Regions from separate parts of the Homo sapiens genome. Here region 2 is linked to region 1. A link is an interaction called in ENCODE POLR2A ChIA-PET data of the cell type or tissue named here. Cell type or tissue: GM12878. All regions are shown on one strand. Links, peaks and the distances in the headings refer to the core of each region. The heading gives the core; the rest is flanking DNA. Region 1 overlaps CCNYL1 (cyclin Y like 1). Region 2 holds the start of LINC01857 (long intergenic non-protein coding RNA 1857).

What was found. Peaks named below come from ENCODE experiments on the same cell type or tissue, not always from the same donor. Only the 100,000 strongest peaks of a DNase experiment are listed, where the experiment ranks them.
Region 2: POLR2A ChIA-PET joins it to region 1 with 10 read pairs; 14 of 35 experiments call an interaction of 5 or more read pairs at or near these places.

The regions. Positions count from the first base shown.
Region 1 is chr2:207,715,615-207,727,924 of GRCh38, forward strand. It overlaps CCNYL1 (cyclin Y like 1), which reads left to right. Exons shown (of 10, transcript NM_001330218.2): 2 at 9,186-9,260; 3 at 11,228-11,262. Among named protein-coding and RNA genes, the nearest start is that of CCNYL1, 10 kb to the left of the region's middle. In GM12878, for the core only: no CTCF peak of the experiment used is centred there; DNase peaks (open chromatin) are centred at 6,343 and 8,747; H3K27ac peaks cover 263 bases.
Region 2 is chr2:207,662,079-207,670,078 of GRCh38, forward strand. LINC01857 (long intergenic non-protein coding RNA 1857) reads left to right here and starts at 306. Exons shown (of 4, transcript NR_135566.1): 1 at 306-444; 2 at 5,421-5,486. In GM12878, for the core only: no CTCF peak of the experiment used is centred there; a DNase peak (open chromatin) is centred at 303; H3K4me3 peaks cover 1,379 bases; H3K27ac peaks cover 1,313 bases.

The sequences.
Region 1 (12,310 bases), core at 2,660-10,659:
AGCGATCCAGCTGCCTTGGCCTCCCAAAGTGCTGGGATCATAGGTGTGAGCCACCGCGCCTGGCCTTTTTTTTTTTTTTGAGATGGAGTTTCGCTCTTGTTGCTCAGGCTGGAGTGGAATGGCGCGATCTCGGCTCACTGTAACCTCTGCGCCCAGAGTTCAAGCAGTTCTCCTGCTTCAGCCTCCTGAGTAGCTGGGATTACAGGTGTGTGCCACCACGCCCAGCTAATTTTTTGTGTTTTTAGTAGAGATGGTTTCACCATGTTGGCCAGGCTGGTCTGGAACTCCTGACCTCAGGTGATCCACCTGTCTCAACCTCCCAAAGTGCTGGGATTACAGGTGTGAGCCACCACGCCTGGTCTCGTCAAGCTAAGAGATGCTCCTAAGAACCTAGTAAACATTTCAGATAGACTCAAAGTATTTTCTACTACCTTGCCTTTATTTAACGGTATGTCTAACATAACTGACGGTAGTATCAGTAACACAAAATAAGATACTAAGATCTTATTGTCCGATTTTATTAGTACTCTTGACTTTTCATGGAGCATTTTATGTTCTGACGTTAGGAGCTTTGCTAATTTGCTGGCTAAAGGCGCTCTCTGAAGTGACTCTTTCTATTCTTTTCCACTGATGGGTGAAGGTAGGGAAAGAATTGGCAATGTAATGTGGAAAAACCTCTGAGCAACAGATCTTTCCTCTTTCCAGTAGCTATTTTAAGCCCTCTCTTTTTTTTTTTTTTTTGCTTTTTTGAATAATATGTTTGATGTAAAAGACATAGAGAATACAGAAAAGTCATTGATTATGGTATGCATATGAATATAACATTTTATTTTAGAAAAATGAGATCATTCTATATGAGCTGCTTCATAACTTACAGCAGTGAAATAATGTCATAAATTCCTGAATCACTGCTTGACATCCAGAGAGTGCTCCAAGATATCTTTCCATGCCAGGACACCCTGCTCTATCGCATGCCTTCTAGTAACTGCTTAATGTACCATCAGATGGTTGGAGTATCATTTATTTACCTATCCTTTATGATTGGGCATCTTTTCTAGTAACATCATACACAGTCTCATTACATTTGATTTCAAGGGTACCGATAAAAACATATTTTGATGACTGATGCCTTGTACCTCCCTGTAGAATTCAGTTAAATCTATGGGTTGAGTCATTTTGTAGTTAAGATATTTTAGTATTAAATGTTCTTATGGGCCAGGTGTGGTGGCTCACGCCTGTAATCCCAGCACTTTGGGAGGCCGAGGCGGGTGGATCACGAGGTCAGGAGATCGAGACCATCCTGGCTAACACGGTGAAACCCCGTCTCTACGAAAAATACAAAAAATTAGCCGGGCGTGGTGGCGGGCGCCTGTAGTCCCAGCTACTCGGGAGGCTGAGGCAGGAGAATGGTGTGAACCCAGGAGGCAGAGATTGCAGTGAGCCGAGATCACGCCACTGCACTCCAGCCTGGGTGACGGAGCGAGACTCCATCTCAAAAAAAAAAAAAAAAAAAGTTCTTATGTCAAATTGGAGTTAGCATTGACTTTTCCCTGGACTTTAGAATTCATCATTTAATATTTTTTGTTTCTTGGTAGCCTATCTTGCATCTTTAATTCTGAATAGCTACCACTTTAAAAGATTTGATGCTTACCACTTTAAAAGATTTGATTAGATGACAAATCAAGAGAGAATGTTAGAAGAAATATTAAAAGATGTGGGAAAACTGGGAGAAACTTGACTAGTTTTGGGTGTGCTGAAACAGATGTTTATTGAGTACCTTTAGGTGGCCAGGCTGTGTTCCAGATTTAGGGCAGACAGTGGTATACAAGACAGAACCTCATCCTAACTCTGATCCTTACATTCTGGAGGGAGCTAGGGATAGATAATACATGAATAATCAAGAATGTTAGGTGGTGAGGTGCTAGGGAGAAAAGTAAAATAGGGTCATGGATTGGGGAGGAGGACAGTTACATGGGGGTTGTGGGGATGAAAGATGGCTGCTCTCCTTACGTGACCTGTGAGCAGTCCTAAAGTGAGAAGGGAGCCTTGTGAGGATGGTTGGTGAGAGCCAGGGGTCCACACAGACAGTTACTTTGGAGTTCCTTGAATGGGAGCAAACTTGTTTTTGGCCAAGGACAGAAAGACACAGGGTGGCTGCGGAAGAGTGAAAAGGATGCCAGGACTATGGTGGGTTAAGGCCATGTGTGTATAGTGGGCCTTGGCAAAGAATATAGACTTTAGTTGTGATAGGAAACCATTGGAGGATTATAGCCTGGGAAATATTTTTAATTCTTTTTTTTTTTTTTTGAGATGGAATCTTCACTGTGTCGCCCAGGTTGAAGTACAGTGGCTCAATCTTGGCTCACTGCAACCTCCGCCTCCTGGGTTCAAGCGATTCTCCTGCCTCAGCCTCCCGAGTAGCTGGGGCTACAAGCACGTGCCACCACACCCGGCTCATTTTTTGTATTTTTAATAGAGATGGGGTTTCTCCGTGTTAGCCAGGATGGTCTCGATCTCCCAACCTCGTGATCCACCCACCCTGGCCTCCCAAGGTGCTGGGATTACAGGTGTGAGCCACCATGCCCGGCCAATATTTTTAATTGTTTAAGAAAAAGATCAGACGGTGGCTCATGCCTATAATCCCAGCAGTTTGGGAAGCAGAGGCAGGAGGATTGCTTGAGCCCAGGAGTGGGCTGGGACTAGCCTGGACAACGTGCTGAGACCCTGCCTCTACAAAAAGTAAATTAGCCAGGTGTGGTGGCACACACCCATAGTCCCAGCTACTCAAGAAGCTGAGGCAGGAGAATCTCCTGAGCCCAGGAAGTCAAGGCTGCATTGAGCTGTGATTGCTCCACTGCCCTCCAGCCTGGGTGACAGTGAGACTGTCTCAAAAAAAAAAAAAGATCAGACTAGCTGTAAAAGTAGGTAGCAAAGTGATGAATAGACAAGTCACAGAAAAATAAATGCAGATGATCCTTAAACACAGCTTCACACTTAAGAGAAATACAAACGAAAACTGTGCTGTGATTTCTCTTCTGTTGGGAGAAGATCCAAAAACTTGACAATACATTCTTTGGTGTGGCTGCGAAGAGTTGCATTCGTGTATTGCTGGTTAAAATGTAAGGTGGTTTGACTCCCTGAAGAGGAATTTGGCATAATCTCAAACATTGCAAATGCATTTAATCCAGAAATCCTACTTCAAGGAATTTATCCTGAAGGCATACCCCATAAATATGAAATAACATGTGCATAAGGTTTTGTTGCATTATTTTCAATAGCTAAATATTGGAAATAATATGTCTAGTAAGAAATTGGTAAAATAAACTGTTATATCCACACAGAGGAGAATTATGGAGCTGTTAAAAAAAAAAAAAACTCTCTTTACTGCTATGGAGTGATACCCAGATATCCAGGATATGTTACATGAAAAAAAACAAGGAGGAGAATGTACAGTAATGTATGAAATAATATGTATTTGCTTATTTAAAACAACAACACTGAAAGGAATTCTTGGTGGTGGTGTGTGACTGTTTTTCCCTTAATTTCAGAGGTAGCCAAAGTGCATATTTGCTGAAGATGTTATTTTGGTATGGGCTTTCCAATAAATGCTAACTGTTCACTTTTGCTTTTAATTTGTGAAAACTTTGTTTTATAATTTATTGTGCATTATGTGGTATATAGCAATTGCTTTTTTTTTTTTTTTTGAGATGGAGTCTAGTTCTGTTGCCCAGGCTGGAGTACAGTGGCACGAGCTCAGCTCACTGCAACCTCCACCTCCTGGGTTCCAGCAGTTCTAATGCCTCAGCCTCCTGAGTAGCTGGGACTACAGGCATGTGCCACCACGCCCAGCTAATTTTTATATTTTTAGTAGAGAAGGGGTTTCGCCATCTTGGCCAGGCTGGTCTTGAATTCCTGACCTCAGGTGATCTGCCCACCTCAGCCTCCCAAAATGCTGGGATTACAGGTGTGAGCTACTGCGCCCGGCTTATAGCAATTGCTCTTGCATTTCATTTTATTCTCACTATATTTTGAGTTAGGTAGTATAAGAATTATACTTGTTTTACATATGAGAAGACAGGCTTTGAGAGGTGTAAATTGAGTTTGCCAAGGTTTTTTAATTTGTTTTTTGTTTTTGAGATGGTCTTTCTCTGTTGCCGAGGCTGGAGTGCAGTGGTGTGATCATAGCTCACTGCAGCCTCCACTTCCTGGGCTCAAGTGATCCTCTTGCCTCAGCCTCCCAAGTAGCTGGGACTAAGAGTTTTCCAAGGTTTAAAAAGATAAGACTTGGTATGGTCAGGTGTGGTGGTGGCTCATGCCTGTACTACAGCACTTTGGGAGGCTGAGGTGGGTGGATCACGAGGTCAGGAGATGGAGACCATCCTGGCCAACATGGTGAAACCCCATCTCTAATAAAAATACAAAAATTAGTTGGGTGTGGTGGCACATGCCTGTAGTCCCAGCTGCCTGGGAGGCTGAAGCAGAAAAATCGCTTCAACTCAGGAGGCAGAGGTTGCAGTGAGCCGAGATCATGCCACTGCACTCCAGCCTGGGTGGTAGAGTGAGACTCCGTCTCAAAAAAAAAAAAAAAAAAAAAAGGCTTGGTAGATCAAGAATGTAAATTTCAGATATATGGCATATAGGATTAGAATTTATAGAATGACTCATGGGCTTCTTTGGATACTGCCTTTTTTCCACCTTTTTTTCAGTTAATTAAGCTTTAGAGTTAAAATAATAACATTGGATAATGAAAAATGAAATGGAGGTACTTGTAACCCAGACTTTTTTTTTTTTTTTCTTTTCTCTGTATGAGACAGGGTCACAACTCTGCCTGTCGCCCAGGCTGGAGCACAGTAGTGCCATTAGAGCTCACTGTAACCTCAAATCCCTGGGCTCAAGTTATCCTGCCACTTCAGCCTCCCAAATAGCTGGAACTACAGGCATGTGCCTCCACACCCAACTAATCTTTTAAAAAATTTTTGTAGAGATGGGGGTCTCACTATGTTATGTTGCCCAGGCTGGTCTTGAACTGTTCTCAAGTGATCCTTCTGCCTCAGCCTCCCAGAGTGCTGGGATTACAGGTGTGAGTCACTGCACTCCACCCAGAAATACTCTTAAAAGTCTAAAAAAGGAGTTAAGTGCTATTAAGAAATACACAAAGGGAGAAAGGTATACTATAGCATATGAAATGTCACAGCTCAGTCACGATCACTAAAACATAGATTGAGGCGTGAAGGTAAGTTAAAGCAAGACTGAACACTGACATAGAAGGAGGTAGAGCAGTGTTTCGGAAACCAGATTTAGGATTGTCAGAAGCTAGGAAAGCAAAAGCAAGGCATGAGTGAGCATGAGACTGGAGCTTGGCTGGTACTGTGTGACCTCAGATGAGGCAGGGCAGCTCAAGACCCATCAGGTAAGACTTACCTGATGGGTGGAACGTGTGAACTTAGATAAAATCTCAGCGTTTACATCATAGTTGAGAGGTTTGAAATGTTTGTGTTATGGACCGTAAGACTAATACAGTGTGCAGTATGGTAGAGCAGGTCAGTAAATGCAGTAAGCCTTTAAATAAACAGATGCCCAGCAGTTGGCCCAGAAACTGCCAATGTCTCCTGTTTAATTGGGATATATTGAAATCAATATGTTGAACTCAATCTCTTTCTCTGAAATATGCTGCTTCTGTCAGTTACTTTCTTGGTTGCTGCCCTCTCCCTTTAATATTTTGACAAGAAAAATAATTTCTTTACAGTTTACAATTGCATAATTTTAACACTTTTAGCCTTTAGTAATAATGCATTTCATTTATTCTAAGTTCCATATTTTTACATTTTTAATTAACATCTGTGAAATTGAGATGGCTGATAGATTCAAGGAGAAGCAGTGTTCAATGTCAGTGGATCTTACAGATTTCTTCCCCTGAGGGGGGTGTTTATATTAAGACCTGAGTTTAATTTTTTTTTGTCTTACTTGCCCCCCATCATACTATCATGCTTTCGAATTAAGTTGCAATTTAAATTGATAATACAAAACTGGTGGGTCTTAAAATACAATTTTATACATAACCCCTAACCATGATATCAAAAACTATTTCTTCTAGTTTCAAACATTCTTAGGAGTTTTTTGTTTTTTTTTTTTTTGTTTTGAGACAGAGTCTTGCTCTGTTGCCAGGCTGGAGTGCAGTGGCGCCATCTCGGCTCACTGCAACCTCTGCCTCCTGAGCTCAAGCAATTCTCCTGCCTCAGCCTCGGTGGCAGCTCCTGGCTGGCTAGCAGTGCTAGAGTACAGCCCTGCCTTTCTCCTTTGGTTCTTGGGAAGTCCCAAGAGAAATGTAATTGATTGGCCAGCTGTAAGTCACATGCCCACCCTAAAACCCCTGAGTTGAGGGAGTGCCAGCTTGTTACTTGGGCTTATTTGGCTTTTTTCTCTATATCTTATCATTTCTGTTATCCTAGTTGCCTTGGATTTTTTTTTTTTTTTTTGAGATGTAGTCTTGCTCTGTTGACCAGGCTGGGGGGCAGTGGTGTGATCTTGGTTCACTGCAACCTCTGCCTCCTGGGTTCAAGCGATTCTTCTGCTTCAGCCTCCCGAGTAGCTGGGACTAGAGGTGCACGCCATCACGCCTGGCTGATTTTTTTGTATTTTTAGTAGAGATGGGGTTTCACTGGGTTGGTCAGGCTGGTCTCGAACTCCTGACCTCATGATCTGCCAGCCTCAGCCTCCCAAAGTATTGGGATTACAGGCATGAGCCACCATGCCCAGCCGCCTTGGATATTTCTTATATTTACACAGTAGCACATCTTGGTTTTCTTATATTTAAATACATAGTAGCACATCTTGATTTGGGGCGGGGGAGGTGTGTGTGTGAAGCCTGCTCCTCTTTGATTTTGGTACTTAATTTTCCTGGACTTCATTGAAAATTCCTAATTAAACTTTATCATGACATAGGTACTGATTCATAATATGGCTTCTTCTGTAAACATTAGTTATTTTTTAGATTCAAATGGTAGTATATTTGCTTTCTTTTTGAAAGGAAGTAGTCATGAATCCTTTTAGAAGCTTTAGGTAGAGGCTGGGTGTGGTGGCTCACGCCTGTAATCCCAGAACTTTGGGAGGCCGAGGGGGGCAGATCACAAGGTCAGGAGTTTGAGACCAGCCTGGCCAGCATGGTGAAACCCAGTCCCTACTAAAAATACAAAAATTAGCCGGGCATGGTGATGCGTGCCTGTAGTCCCAGCTAGTTGGGAGGCTGAGGCAGGAGAATCACTTGAACCCGGGAGGTGGAGGTTGCAGTGAGCCAAGATTGCACCACAGCACTCCAGCCTGGGCGAAAGAGTGAGACTCTTCTCTCGGAAAAAAAAAAAAAGGAGCTTTAGGTAGAGGCAGCTGTGAAAGTCTCTGCCTGTCATTTTGTGCACAAATGATTTTATTTTTCCAAATAGCTTAAAATTGTCACGTCATCTTTTCAAGATGTGGAAAAACTTCAAACATAATTTTTGTGTGGGTCTTTTACATAAGAATAGTTTCCTCTAAAAGCAGTTTAAAAAAGTTGAGTGAAGGACTTTCCATGGAGAACAAAGCAGTTGGTTTAGGTATGTAAGTTTTTAGTGATCTGGCAGTACTATTAAAATGGATGATTCATAATTCATTTTAACCAGGAAGTCCCAAAATTATGTTCATATAAGATTCTAACCAAATTACTTGGAAGAGAGAAAAGGATTCTAGGTAGATAAATTTGTGAAATGCTGAGTTAGACAGTAATCACTACTAGACTGATTAGTTTTTAGTATATCAATGTGCGTTTTGATTTTGTAAGAGCCAGGGATAGAGTATATTGTCATTTGACCACTAAATCGCTTTTTTAAAAGTAGAGCAATTATATTAATATGTAGTTTTGGGAAATATCGCCTTAACTGTTACTCTGGATCTTGGCCCAGTTTCTTACAAGATTGGTTAAGATAAGTGGCTTGAAATGGACCTTGCTGGGCTGGGCGCGGTGACTCACCTCTATAATCCCAGCACCTTGGGAGGCTGAGGTGGGTGGATCACCTGGGGTCAGGAGTTTGAGACGAGCCTGGCCAACATGGTAAAACCCCGTCTCTACTAAAAATACAAAAATTAGCCGGCGTGGTGGCAGGCACCTGTAATCCCAGCTATTTGGGATACTGAGGCAGGAGAATTGCTTGAATCCTGGAGGCAGAGGTTGCAGTGAGCTGAGACCGTGCCACTGCACTCCAGCCTGGGCAATAGAGTGAGACTCCATCTCAAAAAAAAAAAAAAAAAAAAAGACCTTGCTGAAGAATATCATAGATTTTTATTTTTTCCCCTCGTGACAATTTTTATTATCCCATATTATGGCAAAGTTTGTTTCATGAAAATTCAAGAGTCTGTTTTGTAGTCTTGCCTAAATATATTATCCAACTTTGGTGCAAGGTGGACTACAGGCAGGTTTATCTTGACATAGATAGGGGCAAAATTTTTTAGAAACAGCCCTAAGATCTGCTTTAAAACGTACTCTTGATGAAACACCAAATTAACCATGCTGTTAGAAGGAAGAAGTGAGAAATTGAGGGCAAACGTTAATCATTTTCTAACATGTTTCTGTATGTTAGAACACAGAACTTCCATTCAGTCCTCTTAAATCTGCCATGATGAATGGCCCCCCAAAAAACCACAGCTAACTAAATTAGTTTACTTGTTGAATGGAGTTAGAATTAGCCGTTTAATTGTCTAAAGAACATTTGCCAAAAACAACTCTTTGTTTTACCATATTTGATGTATTGAGCTGGTGCCTGACAGTAACTGGCCACAGCATCACTTGCTACTTGAGATTGTTCTTGAAATGTGCTAGTAATAGCAGTAGAGAGGAGAGTGTGGTTATATTTCTATTTGATAAGTTGAAGGAGGAGGACATGCGTATGATTCATCTAACATTTGTACCAGATTATTTAGGCACAGATTTTTTATTAAAAGTCTCTGACACAGCCTGGTTTTTGTTCCACGTGTGTGGAGAGATTCTACAATTTTGCATTCCCCAGGAGTATTTTTGTATTGTCTTTATTTCCTTTATATTTATTACTAAAAACTTCTCTGAAGACTGTTAAAAGTGATTAAAATGGATGTGTATCTATTTCAGAAATCATCTTTTCTACTCACCTAAAGTGTCACGTCTTTTTCCTCCTCTTCTATAGATTTAGCTTTGGAGTCAAACCCTTCTGACCATCCAAGGGCAAGCACAATTTTCCTGAGCAAATCTCAAACGGATGGTAAGACAATACTGTTTTTTCCTTCCAAGGAAAAGACTGAAAACTGTTTCTATTTTATTGGATGTATTATAGAAGGTATTTAGAAGAACTGATGTATTAGTTTAAAATTTTCTTTTCATATGTTCACTGATTTTAATATGTGATATACTTTCCTTTAGTTGTGATTGTTTAGTAATAACATGTAGACCTATTTACAGGTTTTGCCACCTTTTTATAACACAATTAATTGGCCACATGATTTAGTAACATGGATTTTTTTTTTTTTTTTTGAGAGGCTGGAGTGCCTTTATTGCCCATGCTGGAGTGCAATGATGTGGCCTCAGCTCACTGCAGCCTCCATCTCCCACGTTCAAGCAATTCTCCTGCCTCAGCCTCCCAAGTAGCTAGGACTACAGGCATGAGCCACCATGTCCGGCTAATTTTTGTATTTTTAGTAGAGATGGGGTTTCACCATGTTGGCCAGGCTGGTCTCAAACTCCTGACCTCGTGATCTGCCCTCCTCAGCCTCCCAAAGTGCTGGGATTACAGGCGTGAGCCATCTGGCCAGTATCATGGATTTATGCATATTTCTCCATACTTCTTTGACCTCTTTCCCTTGCTCCAAAAGAGTACATTTTAAAGATGAATGATAGGATTTAAGCTGCAGCTTGGTTTCATTTGAACAACAACAAAAAATCAGTTCGTATACAGGGATTGAATCTGTGATTTTGGCTTCCTTTTATACAATGCTCTAACCACATGAGCCTATCACATTCAAATTTATGCTACTCAGAACTTTTAAGCTATTAACTTTTCCATCCTAATGTAGTGTAAATATAAACATGCCCCATGGTGTTTCCCAGAAGGTTAGCCTCAGCAAGTGAAACTTACGTACATTTTCCTTGTCCTGCTTGTTTTAGGATGAGAATCAGAACTGTTGTATTTTTCTGTACTCCTGTTTATCTTCCTTATAATTATGTTAAATCCTAATTTATTTGCTAAAAAGCTATATACAACCAGGTTTTTCATTTGATTTCAACAGCAAGAATACAAGAAGTGGGGGTTCTATAATACTTGAAGTAATGGAGCACAACACAAAGCAGGGGAGTTGTAAGCAGCATTTTCGAAGCTCGTGTGGACTTTGTCTTGAGCTGGTCATTTCTGGTTAGGATAGTTGTATTTCTCAGTTTCTTTCAGAGCCATAGGCTTCTCACACAGACAGAGTGTGGAAGCAGTAAAAGAAGAGCTATCCCATGCTCCTCTTTCTTCAGTGGTAAGGAGTGTGTGCTTGTGATACTTGTCTAGCATCAAAGGAAGAGGCAGTATAGGAAACAAAGCGTGGTCCAAGTCCCTCTTGGAGCTTTTATTCTTCTGGCCTTTGTTAAAATGATTTTATGTGCTGAATATACCATGTTCAATTAGGTTAACATTCATTTTAACATTTAAATTTAAGGAAGTTTACTTTCCACTTGTGTAAAGACCCGTTTATTTTTTCAGTAACATACTAGTAGATGACCAGTAAGTGGTTCAGGATGTTTGCAGTGATTGTGGTGCAGCTAGAGATTGGCACCTAGCCAGAAACTGGTTCTTAGAGCTGTCAGGTGTTAGATCTTGGTAATTAAAGTAAGCTACCTGTAAATGTAGAATTAAAAAATACTGCTGGATGATGGTTCAGATATGCAACAGGGAAACCTATTAGCTAAATTTCTCATTTAGCATAATTTGTTTTGCCCCTTTCTTTTTTATGTAGGGATTCTTTCATTTCCATGTAATAGAATATCTGTCAGTTCAAAAAGTAAAACTAAGTTTTTAGATTTTATTTTATGGGATTCATCTTGCCAGATGATTTAAATGATGAATTTTGTTGGAAATTATTTTTTAAATGGAATTTTATCTCATTTTGTATATTGTTAATCAGATGATTAGCAACTACTTTTATACTGTGGCATTTGTATCAGAATTGATCAGCTAATTTTTTTTATTCTTAGTGCGAGAAAAGAGGAAGAGCAACCATTTGAACCATGTAAGTAAACAGTTGGAAAGCTAAGAAATTAACAGTTGAATTAAAAGTATGTCTGTCATGATTCCATAAAAATATAATGGGGACCCAATACTGTTAGTATGAGCCTCTTTTTGTGGATTTTCTAAATCATTTCTATTTTGCTGAGAATCAGATTTATGCAGGAAAGTCTTTGACTTAGTGTACCCAATTGTTAAGGGTTTCTGACATTTAAGTTAAATTTCAATAGTTTGGTTGTGGTATAAATATCTGCCTTAAATATTTTTGCCTAAAGTTTTTAATCTTTTTAAAAATCAAGTAACAAAATTATAATAGCTAAGTTCATTTTTAGCACTATATGTTGACTTCCTGTCATAACAAGTGAAAACTTAGCTTCCTCACTCCACCGTGACCTTATTTTCTTCCCTCTATTTCTCCCATATATATCACATTTTTAATTAAATCAGTAATTGATGTTTACATTGTTATGATTATACAGATATTATTCACTGCTGAGTCATATATTATTCTCACTGTCTTCTCCTTGTACATCCTTTGTTTCTCTTAAATATTTCTGAAATCTGGGCGTGTCTGCACGTCTCTTCCTAGCCTCCACTAGCTCACACAGCCAAATGCAGTAGTAACCCTTGGCTGGTCTCCTTGCTTTCATGTCTTTTTTTTTGTGTGTGTGGAATTAATTTCCTGACTATATTCATTTGGCTGTTTTCTAACAGCTATTTTTCCCCCCAAATGTTGTAGCATTTGCCACATGCCTATCAAAAATGTTTTCCATCTACTAAAACACATCTGTTCCATTTTTCTCTTGGAGACAGCTTTCCTCAGCCTTTTGTCATCCTCTTCAAATATAGACGGGTTTTTCCTAAGACTGTTCTGTGCCTGTTTTCCTGGGATATCTCTCTGAAGTCATCTGGGATCTCACATAACTGTCCTTTTGTGTTGGGTCCCCTAAATCCTAGATTCTGTGTTTCCCTCTATCTTGTTATCCTTCCTAGTTTTACCGGAGTACATTTTCCTGGGAAAGGGCCCATAGACAGACATATTTAGAGATCTA
Region 2 (8,000 bases), core at 1-8,000, 56 kb before region 1:
ATCTCTACTAAAATACAAAAATTACCTGGGCATGGTGTCATGCACCTGTAGTCCTGGCTACTCGGGAGGCTGAGGCAGGAGAATCGCTTGAACCTGGGAGGCAGAGGTTGCAGTGAGCCAAGATGGTGTCACTGCACTCCAGCCTGGGTGACAAGAGTGAAACTCCATCTCAAAAAAAAAAAAAAAAAAAAAAGAAGAAGTGGGGCTTTCCAGAGGTGATTAAGTCATGAGAGTGGAGCCCTCGTGAGTGGCATTAGGCTTGACTGACTTACAAAAAATCTTAACCAACTGTGTTCAGCCCTTTTCCCTTTCTGCCCTCTGCCATGTGAGGTCACAGTGTTCCTCCCTCCTGAGGATGCAGTGTTCATGAAAGCAAACACTGGGCCCTCACCAGGCAACAAACCTGCTGGTGCCTTCATCTTGGACTTCCCAGCCTTCGGAACTGTAAGAAATAGATTTCTGGGGTTTTTAAAAATAAATTGCTCAGTCTGTGGTATTTTGTTATAGCAGCAGAAACAGACTAAGATGGGGGGTCAGATAGGATACTTTTTTTTTGAGACAGAGTCTCACTATGTCACCCAGGGTAGAGTACAGTGGGGTGATCTTGGCTCACTGCAACCTCCACCTCCCAGGTTCAAGCGATTCTCCTGCCTCAGCCTCCCAAGTATCTGAGATTACAGATGTGCACCACCATGCCCGGCTAATTTTTGTATTTTTAGTAGAGGTGGGGTTTCACCATGTTGGCCAGGCTGGTCTTGAACTCCTGACCTCAGGTGATCTATCCATCTCAGCCTCCCAGTGTGCCGGGATTGCAGGTGTGAGCCATTGCACTCGGCCTACTTTTTATTGAGAGACTAAGGGATACTATGCCTTCCACAGAATTCAAACTTTGACACTCAACAACAAAAGCAAAAAATTTTGTGTCTCATTCGCTTTTGAGATTATTTGTAAAATGTAGACATCACTGAATGCCAAATGCCAAGAATAAAATTTCTTCTAAATTCATCATGAGTGGCTTCTGGTAAAATAATATGGCCTGCCAAAATCGCCTTTAATATTACAATTCACAAATTATCAAATCTCTTGTTTTTGTCTTTTGATATTTCATTTACTGTTTCCAAGCTTTTAGATAAGTTATAATTCTTCTGAAGATATCATAACTGCTTGTTTCTGTTTTCACTACTTTGTTATGACTTGATTTATATGTTTAACTGTTAAATCTCAAGTTTTTGGGGGGCCAGGTGCTGTGGCTCACACCTGTAATTCCAGCACTTTGGGAGGCCGAGGTAGGTGGATCACCTGAGGTTAGAAGTTTGAGACCAGCCTGGCCAACATGGTGAAACCCTGTCTCTATTAAAAATATGAAAACTAGCCAGGCATGGTGACAATGCCTGTAATCCCAGCTACTTGGGAGGCTGAGGGAGGAGAATCACTTGAACCCAGGAGGCGGAGGTTGCAGTGAGCCGAGATCATGCCACTGCACCCCAACCTGGGCAACAGAGCAAAACTCCATCTCAAATTAATTAATTAATTAATTAATAAGAATAAGATTTGTTTGGCATAGTGTAAGTTAAATTGTTTTTGATATTGCTAGCATGAAAAAATAAATTTACAAGGGGTTTTACTTCTCTGCAAAGCAGATAATTTGCATGTTTTGTAAACTGCTTAGCATGGTATAATGTGAGATAATTTAAGCCAGAGGAAAAAGATTTTTCTCACTCCACCACTCCCTTGGAAAATATTTAAAATACGGTGGTCATATTTCTAATTTCCCTTTGAAGGTACTTTTGGATAGATTCCAGGAAAACGACCCTTTGTAAAACAGATGAATGTTTCATCTAAAAATTTGGTCTGCTTATAAAAAGTTAACTACCAAACATGTTTAAGTGTCCATGTTAGTTACTGTGGTACAAATTATATTCAGTAGAAGTTTCACGCTGAGAAAAACCAGGAAGTGCATAAGATGAATACATTCATGGTGATTATGCTCTTCAGGAGCTAGAAAGTAACTACTTAAGAAGATTATGCATGAGAGTAATTGCTGTTTAATGGAGAAAAACTGGGGAAAATAATTATAAGAGTAAAGAAGACCTTTCCTAACCATCTGTCATTTAAAAATCAGAAACGAAAAAAGGAAACATAGCATGTTTTTCGGAAAGACTTGGAAATGATGCCAAAAGGCAATACTCTGGTGGTGCACACACAAAAGCTCTCAGAAGAGTCTCAGATTACTATATAAAAACAGTCTAAACACCCAAGGTGTATTTACTATTACAGTTAGTCACCTTTATTTGACATTTCTGTGTAGCCAAGAGGAGGGAACAAACCCAACTGAGATATCCATCACTGGAACCAGGAAACACCAATAAGAAGACATTTTCTCCCACTAGAATTAAAAAAAAGGTGACTATAGGGAAAAACAGTCTTTTTTTTTTTTTTTTTTTTTTGAGATGGAGTTTTGCTCTCGTTGCCCAGGCTGGAGTGCAATGGCACGATCTCGGCTCACTGCAACCTCTGCCTCCCAGGTTCAAGCAATTCTCCTGTCTCAGCCTCCCCAGTAGCTGGGATTACAGGCATGCGCCACCACACCCGGCTAATTTTGCATTTTTAGTAGAGACAGGGTTTCTTCATGTTGGTCAGGCTGGTCTCGACCTCCCGATCTCAGGTGATCCGCTCGCCTCGGCCTCCCAAAGTGCTAGGATTACAGGTGTGAGCCACCGCAGCCAGCCGAAAAGCAGTCTTCTATTTATCACTTTGAATTTCCTATTTTGTTGAATGCATTGAAGAAATATTAGTAAGCTAATAAAGGACTATATTGTTACAGGCTTTATTCCCATAACATTTTATTGGTGGTCTCTTCTGCTGAAGCAGGTATTCTTAAGGCTATAGATAGGCTGGGCGCTGGGGCTCACACCTATAATCCCAGCACTGTGGGAGGCTGAGGTAGGTGGATCACTTGAGGTCAGGAGTTCAAGACAAGCCTGGCCAATATGGTGAAACCCCATCTCTACTAAAAATACAAAAATTAGTCAGGCAAGATGGTGCATGCCTATAATTCCAGCTACTCAGGAGACTGAGCCAGGAGAATTGCTTGAACCCAGGAGGTGGAGGTTGCAGTGAGTCGAGATTGCACCACTGCATTCCAGCCTGGGTGACAGAGCGAGACTCCATCTAAAAAAAAAAAAAAAAAAAAAAAAAAGAGGGGGCCTATAGATATTAGCCTCTGAAATGTGCCTATCAGAGTCTCCAATCCTGACTTGGAGGAGCTGATGATCTGGATGTGGAGGAAGAAGCAACACCATTAATTATTCAGTGTGACTGGTTTGCTGTTGTTTAATGATACAGGAATTAATAACCAGACAAGACAATAATACAAGAGATGTGAGGCAGTATGTGATTAAGGGTGCAGCTGGAAGTAATCTCTCTTCTCTAAATTTCTGCAACACTTTAGCTGTGTTCCTTATGACACTTTCCCCTTTCTCTCTCTTGCTACTGTTATTTCTTGTCTTTTTCTCCTGACAACAGCGAACTACTGCAGGGCAATTCTATGTCTGATTCGTCCTTGATTCCCCACACAGAGCCTAGCCTAGGCCTGCAGAGCACTGCTGCCAGGAATTATTTATTTCAATAAAATGAGGGACATAGGGGATAAGTTTTGGGTGTGAAGAGGGGGAGGGGAAGGGTGTTGCTTGCTGTGCAGATTCTCACTTTGGGCAAAACTAGATTCTTTTTTTTTTGAAACAGGGTCTTACTCTGTTGCCCAGCCTCCCGAGTAGCTGGGACGCACCACCATGCCCAGCTAATTTGTGTGCGTGCGTGTGTGTGTGTGTGTGTGTATTTTTTATAGAGACAATGTCTCACCATGTTGCCCAGGCTGGTCTCAAACTCCTGAGCTCAAGCAATCTGCCCACCTTGGCCTCCCAGAGTGCTAAGATTACAGGCCTGAGCCACTGAGCCCAGCCTTTATGTATGTGTGTCTGTGTGTATATAAAAAATTATCTGGAAAGCTTTAAAAAAGATACAGAAATATCCAGGCAGAGAGACACTCACTGCAAGCTCTGCCTCCCGGGTTCACGTCATTCTCGTGCCTCAGCCTCCCAAGTAGCTGGGACTACAGGCACCCACCACCACGCCAGGCTAATTTTTTGTATTTTTAGTAGAGACGGGGTTTCACTGTATTAGCCAGGATGGTCTCGATCTCAGCCTCCCAAAGTGCTGGGATTACAGGCGTGAGCCACCACACCCGGCCATGAATTAATATTTATGAAGTATTTGAAACACTGTCTAGCACAAAGTAAGGACTCAACGAGTTCAGCTTTTATTATTTTTTAAAAAGTATTTTCTGTATTGTAGCCCCTTGATCTAGATGAGAAAGTTGAGCTTAAACAGGTTAAGTCAAAGACTGCAATCTGGTCACTCACTGTTGGCTTGCCTGGTTTAAACAAATGTTTAAATGGATTGCAACCATTTGGAACCTGAGAGGTTTCATATGAATATGAAGAATTCTGGCTTATTTGAGTAACAGGATAATCTCTTAGCACTGGGCCAGCATTCCTGCAAGGCACCCATTGGCTCTTGCTGACCAGTGGCTTCTCGTTGCAGATGGAGCCCGCACTCTCCAGTTCATCACCACCCCAGCATCCCTACTCTTGCATCTAACAGTTTCCGCTATTTTGCACCACCTGCCTGGCCCTTATGGGCAACTCAAGGAAGAAAGGAAAGAAGAGATAGAGGAAAAATGGATTCAACAAATGAAAGTGTTCTTTCTGACTACTGCTGTGTTTACAAACATTTTAATCATCAAAACATGCTTTATTTGATAGAAAGATCAAATCTGCCTTTGTAAAACAAGAGACTATTTTAATCATTAAGACAACACACATGTTTGATTTGGAGGCGTGTTCTCATTCAAAACCTTGCAAAATATAATTTCTTCTTGTCTGGGAGATGGTGTCTTTCTTCGGGGAGAACCTTGAGAGAAATGTCTATGAATGTGTCTGTAGATTGAGGATAGGCCAACAAACATATTTTGAAATATTTTTTCTTTCTTTTAAAAAAATAGATACTTTTAAAAGAAAATGCTTATTTAAATTACATAGCTCTTTTTTTCACTCTCAGTCATCATTTGTGGTTTCAGTCAGTACTACATTTATTCCCCAGAGCTAGGATTGCTGTGTTTTTAGAAAGGGAGCCTGTTTGAAGGGACTCTATACTCTTGCAGTAATTAAAATCCTTTTAGGAGTCTTTGACTTTGACTTACTGCTTTGTTTTAAATTATTGAAATTATTCAACTTCCCCATTCTAACCCACGGAAGGCTGTTGTTGTTCTCATTTATAATGGCACAATATAAGTTTAAAGATAGCTGTCTCCACATGAATGCATCTGCAAATCCATCTCTCTTCTCTCTTCTGCCATCCAGGTTAAGAAGCTCCACTGCGCTTTGTCCATTGCAAGTTGAGAAGTGAGGCCCCAGCTGTCACATACAGTGAGTGAAGAAGCTGAGCTTCCCTCAACGCCTGGGCCTGTATGAATTTTTTTTTTTTTTTTTTTTTTGGAGACGGAGTCTCACTTTGTTGCCCAGGCTGGAGTGCAATGGCACTATCTCAGGCCACTGCAACCTCTGCCTCCCAGGTTCAAGCGATTCTTCTGCCTCAGCCTCCTGAGTAGCTGGGATTACAGAAGTGCACCATTACAGCTTGCTAATTTTTGTATTTTTAGTAGAGAAGGGTTTTCACCATGTTGGCCAGGTTGGTCTCGAACTCTTGGCCTCAGGTGATCCGCCCGCACAGCCTCCCAAAGTGTTGGGATTACAGGCGTGAGCCACTGCGCCCGGCCTTAGGTAAGTTCCTTTTTTTTTTTTTTTGAGACGGAGTTTCACTCTGTTGCCCAGGCTGGGGTGCAATGGCATGATCTCGGCTCACCGCAACCTCTGCCTCCTGGGTTCAAGCAATTCTCCTGCCTCAGCCTCCTGAGGAGCTGGGATTACAGGCATGCACCATCATGCCCGGCTAATTTTGTATTTTTAGTAGAGACGGGGTTTCTCCATGTTGAGGCTGGTCTCAAACTCCTGACCTCAGGTGATTCACCCGCCTCGGCCTCCCAAACTGCTGGGATTATAGGCATAAGCCACCGCGCCCGGCCTTAGGTAAGTTTCTTAAAGGAAATGCAGACTTCAATTACTTTCACCTTGGCTGTATATAAAAAATTATCTGGGAAGCTTTAAAAAAGATCCAGAAATACCCAGGCAGAGAACAAAGGGAATTTGCTCCCTGCTCCCTTAGAGACATTAAATTGAAATTGCTTGGATCAGCCAGGCACGGCGGCTCATGCCTGTAATCCCAGCACTTTGGGAGGCTGAGGCGGGCACATCATGAGGTCAGGCGTTCGAGACCAGCCTGTCCAACACGGTGAAACCTGTCTGTACTGAAAATACAAAAATTAGCCAGGCCTGGTGGCACATGCCTGTAGTCCCAGCTACTTGGGAGGCTGAGGCAGGAGAATCCCTTGAACCCAAGAGGTAGAGGTTGCAGTGAGCCAAGATCGTGCCACTGTACTCCATCCTAGGCAACAGAGCAAGACTGCATCTCAAGAAAAAAAAAAAGAAATTACTTGGATCCTAAGAATGGGTATTTTTTTTAATTGTGGTAGAACAAACAACAGCAACAACAAAAAAACGCACAACGTAAAATTTGCCATCTTAATCATTTTTAAGTGTACAGTTTAGTAGTGTTAAGTAAATTTACATTGTGATGCAACAGATTTCCAGAAGCTTTTCATCTTGCAAAGCTGAATCCCTACACCTTTTTTTTTTTTTTTTTTTGAGACAGAGTCTTGCTCTGTTGCCCAGGCTGGAGTGCAGTGGCATGATCTTGGCTCACTGCAACCTCCACCTCCTGGGTTCAAGCGATTCTCCTGCCTCAACCTCCCAAGTAGCTGAGAGTAAGGCGCTCACCACCATGCCCGGCTAATTTTTGTATTTTTAGTAGAGATGGGGTTTCACCATATTGGCCAGGCTGGTCTCAAACACCTGACCTCGTGATCTACCCGCCTCGGCCTCCCAAAGTGCTGAGATTACAGGCATAAGCCACTGCGCCCGGCCATCTACACCCATTAAACAACTCCCCACTTCCCCTTCTCATCAGGTGCTGGCAACCACCATTCTACTTTTTGTTTCTATGAGTTTGACTACTTTAGATGCCTCATATAAGTGAAATCATACAGTATTTGTCTTTTGTGGCTTATGTCACATAGCATAATGTCCTCAAGGCTCATCTATGTTGTAGCATGTGTCAGCATTTCCTTCCTTTTTAAGGCTGAATAATATTTCATGGTACGTACATAACACATTTTCTTTTTTCTTTTTTTTTTTGAGATGGAGTCTTGCTGTGTCGCCCAGGCTGGAGTGCAGTGGCGTGATCTCGGCTCACTGCAAGCTCCGCCTCCTGGGTTCTTGCCATTCTCCTGCCTCAGCCTCCCAAGTAGCTGGGACTACAGGCGCTCGCCACCATGCCCGGCTATTTTTTTGTATTTTTAGTAGAGACGGAGTTTCACCGTGTTAGCCAGGATGGTCTCCAACTCCTGACCTCGTGATCCACCAACCTCGGCTGGGATTACAGGCCTGAGCCACCACGCCGGCCCATAACACATTTTCTTTATCGATTCATCTATCGATGGGCATTTAGATTGTTTCCACATCTTGGCTATTGTGAATAATGCCGGGGTGAACATGGGTGTGCAAATACTATATATCTTTCCTTTTTAAGGCTGAATAATATTTCTTGGTATGTACATAACACATTTTCTTTATCCATTCATCTATCGATGGGCATTTAGGTTGTTTCCACATCTTGGCTATTGTGAATAACGCCGCTGTGAACACGGGTGTGCAAATACTATATCTCTTTGAAATCCTGCTTTCAATTCTTTTGGATATGTAGCTAGAAGTAGAATTGCTGGATCATATGTTAAGTATATTTTTAATTTTTTGAGGAACTTCCAT